2 separate regions of the Homo sapiens genome follow, and region 2 is linked to region 1. Evidence: chromatin loops called from intact Hi-C (ENCODE). Cell type or tissue: GM12878. All regions are shown on one strand. Each heading gives the region's core, and the rest is flanking DNA. Links, peaks and the distances in the headings are about the cores only.

Evidence for each region. Peaks named below come from ENCODE experiments on the same cell type or tissue, not always from the same donor. Only the 100,000 strongest peaks of a DNase experiment are listed, where the experiment ranks them.
Region 2: a loop joins it to region 1, with 9 times the contacts of the local background. A loop is called at or near these places in 11 of 110 quality-filtered maps.

The regions. Positions count from the first base shown.
Region 1 is chr3:98,816,515-98,819,438 of GRCh38, forward strand. It overlaps DCBLD2 (discoidin, CUB and LCCL domain containing 2), which reads right to left. Exons shown (of 16, transcript NM_080927.4): 8 at 2,688-2,903; 9 at 1,255-1,379. Among named protein-coding and RNA genes, the nearest start is that of ST3GAL6, 55 kb to the left of the region's middle. In GM12878, for the core only: a CTCF peak has its summit at 1,123 (motif pointing right); a DNase peak (open chromatin) is centred at 1,141.
Region 2 is chr3:99,685,577-99,688,500 of GRCh38, forward strand. The region is part of intron 1 of COL8A1 (collagen type VIII alpha 1 chain); the gene reads left to right. Among named protein-coding and RNA genes, the nearest start is that of COL8A1, 48 kb to the left of the region's middle. RefSeq lists enhancers at 1,361-1,450, 1,501-1,560. In GM12878, for the core only: a CTCF peak has its summit at 1,619 (motif pointing left); no DNase peak of the experiment used is centred there.

The DNA of each region.
Region 1 (2,924 bases), core at 162-2,661:
AGTATTGTTATTTTCTTTAACAGGGAGAGGCTCACCAAAGATGAAGTTCATGTGACGCCAAGTAGAAGAGAAGAAAGAGGCCTTGAATAAAAGCAGAGGAGTTAAGATGCATATGAAAGATAATGAGCCCCTGGAGGTTTTTGAACAAAGAGATGAGAAAAGTAGTAATTGAAGACTTTTTAGCAAATCATACATGATAAAAAACAAAAATATATAATCAAAATCAAACTCATAGGAAAGTTTGAAAAAATGTCATCATTGTTTCAGTTCTTTTTTTTCCACTTTGAGACAGAGTCTCCCTCTGTCGCCCAGGCTGGATTGCAGTGGAGTGATCACAGCTCACTGCAGCCTCAACCTCCTGGGTTCAGGTGATTCTCCCACCTCAGCCTCCCAAGAAACTGGGACTACAGGCATGCGCCACCATGCCTGGCTAATTTTCTGTATTTTTAGTGGAGATGGCGTGTTGCCATGTTGCCCAGGCTGGTTTCAAACTCCTGAGCTCAAGCAATCCCAAAGTGCTGTGATTACAGGAGTGAGCCATCATGCCCAGCCCCATAGTTTTGGTACTGATGGGAGACATCTATCTTCCTTAGGCACAAGGACTTCTCCATTTAAAGATCAAAGGGATACACATCTGAATAAGACCCATCTCTGCCTGCTCCCCACCCCTTATCATTTCCTCTGGCTCATTCCAGCATCTTCATAAATTGTTGCTAACTAAAACAAAGATTCCATAATTAGATGCTAGAGCAATTCTTCATGTAAGAAAAAACAGAAGTTTCCCAAGATGAAAGTTGGTGAGATGATCTTCAGATGAATTTTCATCTCTAATATCCTATAATTTAATGCACGTTGGTTTTCAGCTTTTTTCTTTTTTTACCTCTTGCCTACAGAGTAGAAATCTGGGAACAAAGGCTCTCCATCATCTGGTGAATTGAAAAAAGCTTCATAAAAATAAGAAATTACAAGGTCCCTTTTAGACTTTCTTAATAAAGTGTCTAAACAATTCAATTAAAAATGCAATGACAAAAATCAGAAAAGTACTCACCGTTACAATCACCAAAAGGAACCTAGAACTACTGAGAATTTTCTAAAGTCAGTAGAGTAAGGCCAATAACACTACCTAAAATAACCACAAGAGGGTAGTATAAGACATTCTAAACTTCTACATCTCTTTTATACAGGAGAGCTCTGTGACTTGGCAACCACCCATTTAAAAAATGTTTTTTAAAAATACCTTGGTAATCATTTTACCTTATCTTGCTCCACACCAGGCTCTCTGTACACAGTCCATTTCTGCCCATCATCACTGTACAGGATTCTGTAGGCAGACACATAGTAATTGTGCTCCACCATGGTGGATCCAGTGGTTATAATGCCTGGGGAATGAAGAGTTGCTTTCATTAATGCACATGGTCTGATTCCCTAAGTTTGTTCAGCATCAAAGTATAAACACTTGAAATGCACAGCTCGAACATTTCTAATTATGGCTCATTTCCATATCCAAGTGCACGTTTTTGTCATAACAATTACTAAATCCTTGGCCTTATTCCCTTGGAGAGAGAGGAAGGATTATGGGTGGGCATTAATTAAGTAAAGAACTATTCTGTTTTGGTGTCTTGTGTTTATAACGTCGTAAAATAGATTTTGACTACTGGGTAAGATGACTTCCTGGGAATGAACAGATTAAAGATGATTATTGGTATTATTTACAGTACCAAAACAAAATAAATATTTTAACAAAATTAAACCAATCCCAACCAATTATTCCGACCATTTGCTAAGTTCCCCTAAATTAAATTTATACTCTCCACATGTGGAAAATTAATGATCTCATCATTTAAAATGGACTCCTTTAACATAAATTTCTCTTAATGACTGTAGGAGACCGTTATTTTAGATGTCTCAAGACCACTTTACTGAAACACTACCTTAAAAAAAGAGTCTCATTACAATGGAAACAAAAAGCTATTACGAATTAAATACTGTGATGGTTAATACTGAGTGTCAACTTGATTGAAGGATGAAAAGTATTGTTCCCAGGTGTGTCTGTGAGGGTGTTGCTAGAGGAGATTAACATTTGAGTCAGTGGACTAGGACACGCAGACCCACCCTCAATCTGGGTCGGCACCATTTAATCTGCATCAGCACGGCCAGAATAAAAACAGGCAGAAGAAAATGTGAAAAGACTAAACTGGCTTAAGTCTCCCAGCCTACATCTTTCTCCCATGCTGGATGCTTCCTGCCCTTGAACATCAGACTCCAAGTTCTTAGCTTTGGGACTTCTGGACCTTTGACCATAGACTAAAAGCTGCACTGTTGGCTTCCCTACTTTTGAGGTTTTGGGACTCGGAATGGCTTCCTTGCTCCTCAGCTTGCAGATGGCCTACTGTGGGACTTCACTTTGTGATCATGTGAGTCGATACACCTTAATAAACTCCCCTTTATATATACATCTGTCCTATCAGTTGTGTCCTTTTAGAGAACCCTGACCAACACAAATAACTCCTTTTCTCTGCCATGTTTCATAAAATGTGTCTCTAGTAATATTAACATCAGTGAAGAAAATATAAAACCATATAATTACAATTTTAATGCCTTAATTTTCTCTGAAAATCTTAGATGTTACTAGTTTTTCAAATAAAATAAGTGTTACAAATTGCTTTAGAAAATTTTTGTCTCTTAACCTGTTATTTTCTTTTCCTTATTCAAATCTATTTGTAACCACTGGTATTCATCAGTGGCAAAAGCAGCCCAAGGCGGTCCAGGTTTTTTCAGCCTGGCTTTTTTGGGTTTCCAACTGTTCTCTTGCCCTGTGTGGTCAGTCCACTCCAGCACAGATGATGCTGTTATTTGAGGATCCGCGATCACACCAGACTCCATCCCCAGTGTTCCATAACATCCTGAAACAAAGAAAAGACTAA
Region 2 (2,924 bases), core at 325-2,824, 870 kb after region 1:
GAATTGTAGAGTCTTTTTATTAATTCTCCTATGTTGGTTTTCCATTTAGAATTCTTCTTCTGATACCTTTCCACATAGTGTAAATGATTTTGTTTTCAATCCATACATACAGAACTTTCCTCTGGATACTAAAAGCCTATGGCCAAATCATGTTGATTTTATTTATTTAAGTCTACAATATGGTAATAAATAGAGTAAGTTCTTAATAAGAGTGCTAGTTTATTTACCATGGCAGTTCTCTGTGATTAAATAAATATGAATATAATAGTCAGACTACTTTACCCATGTGAGGCACATAGCAAGGGAGTTGGCAACATTTTTAACCATATGAGAGGTTTTATTTTTATCTTTGTTGTTTTCAATATTACATAAAATACTTTTGGCTCTAATAAATCTTAATATTATCTCCCTCATCAAGTAGTAGGACAAAATCTCCTAGAGGTAGCTAGTTTTGAAAAATCCACACAAAACCAAAATCATTGTAATCAATTGTAACCAAGCATCAACTCACTTCATCAGAACTAATCACATAGCCCTAAATAAGTCCTAAAATTTCCCAGACAATGCACAGTAAATTTAAACAACATGTCGCATCCTCAAAATAATAATAGAACCATTTTTTACCATTAGTTACATTTTTTACCAAAGACCTGCAGACATCTTTTAATATAATTTACTACAATACACTATGTAATACTAATGATACATTTCATTCAATTTAGTATAAACCTTGTTAACAATGTATGAAAACAAAGAAAAGAGAACAATAAAGTAGCTAATCATTTATTACACTCCAAGTTGCTTTATTTAATAGATTTCAGAGAGAGTAAATTTAGAGAAAGATTGAATTCACAAAGGAGGAAAGACCCTGGGGAGAGGGTCTTATGAAAACCAGAAGTCAAAGAAATGCCTTCCTTATCCTATCCTAAGAAGAACAGTGAAGATTCAGTAGGAGGTCTCTCAAGGCCCAGAGGCAAAGGAATACAGTCTTCAGAGCAAGAGAACATTAGGAGCAAGTGGACTGGACCACACAGTGGGCACTCCTGCTATAAGTGCTCAGTGTGATCATCACAATGACTTTAGCTGAGCTCTATAACTGCTCATCTCTTATTACTTTTTTTCTTTTTTAAGACAGGGCCTCACTCTGTCACCCAGTGGCGTGATCACAGCTCACTGTGGCCTCAGCCTCCCTAGCCTTAGGTGATCCTCCCATCTCAGCCTCCCAAGTAGGTGGGACTACAGGCACATGCCACCATGCCTGGCTAATTTTTGTTTGTTTGTTTTTGGGGGGGGTTCTGTTTGTTTGTTTTTGAGACAGAGTCTCACTCTTGCTGCCCAGGCTGCAGAGCAATGACACGATCTTGGCTCACTGCAACCCCTGCCTCCCTCCCAAAGTGCTGGGATTACAGGCATGAGCCATTACACCCAGCCAATTTTTTTGTTTTTTATAGAGTAGGGAGTTTCGCTATGTTGCCCAGGCTGGTCTTGAACTCCTGCACTCAAGCGATCCTCCTGCCTTAGTCTCCCAAAGTGCTGGGATTACAGGCAGGAGCCACGGCATCCGGCCTGTAACTGTCCATCTCTGAAAATCCAAAGGCAATGTGGAGCCACCTAGCGGCAGACCAACCAATGGTTTCCAGGTCAAAGAATTAAAATTCAAGTCTTTCCTCAACTACTTATTGCCTTTTTGACATTAGACAAGTCACTGAAACTCTTTTAGCCCATATTTCCTAATCTGCAAAATATTGATAATAACAGTGTTTGTGCTAAGGATTGTATGATAATGGAGGCAAAATGCACTTTGTGTGCTGTTAGGCATCATGCAAATGTTACTTATCCTTATCTGTTCACGTGTGTGTGTGTGTAAAACTTTCACATGTCACAAATGGAGAGGAGTAGATGAGAGAATTGCACTCCATGCGATGAGGTTGAGAGTGGGGAGCTATGCCTGGGCAGGAAGCTGCGGATGTGCACACCAGAGCACCTAGGAATATATACACTAGGTGCTGGCAGTAGAAGACTCTGCTGTGCTCTTAATATCATCCAATTGCTTGCACACGTAGCTGATACAGACCAGGGAAAACTGACACCATCTTTATTCAGGGTTCAAACTGAAAAGCAGCATTTCACTGAGGATTTGGTGAGAAATGTATTATACTAATAACATTATAATAACAACCAGCTTAACATAGTTGTAAAAATTAATGAAACCATTTAAGCAAGAGCATAATAAATGTTTATCATTTTGGCAATTTTGCAAATAGTTGTTCAGCTACTGTCACAATAGTTCCTTGTACTCTGCATCTTCCAACATACTTGATGGATTATTATCCCCATAAAGTGCCCGTAAAAGAAAGCAGCACAAGAGAGTTGGCTTATTTAGGATTCTATCAACCAGCTGTTACATCCACCAGCACTTCACCCGTATGATCATCAATATTCATGCAAAATCCCAAAATGCCTCCCAAACATTGGAATAAAATGTTCCAAATAGCTATAGGTTTAGCTGTGTTTTGTGTTTTAATACAGTGAAAATATGAAATCTATTTATGTTATATGTGGAAACACATATCTGCTCTCAAATTATGCCAAATGATAATGTATTTCTTGCTTACTGTTGTAACAAACCACCACAAATTTAGTGTCATCGAACAACACAAATTTAGTATCTTACCATTCTGGAGATCAGAAATCCACAAAAGTTTTACAGAGCTAAAACCAAGGTGTCAATAGGGCTGCATTCCTTCTGGTGGCTCCTGGGGCAAATGTTTCCTTGTCTTTCCAGCTTCTGAAGCTGCCTGCATTTCTTATCTTGTGGACTCTTCTTCCAACTTCAGAGCGCATCGTTCCAACCTCTGCTTTCGGCAGCACATCTTCCTTTCTGACTTTTACCCTCCCTCTATAAGAACCCTGGTGATCAGATT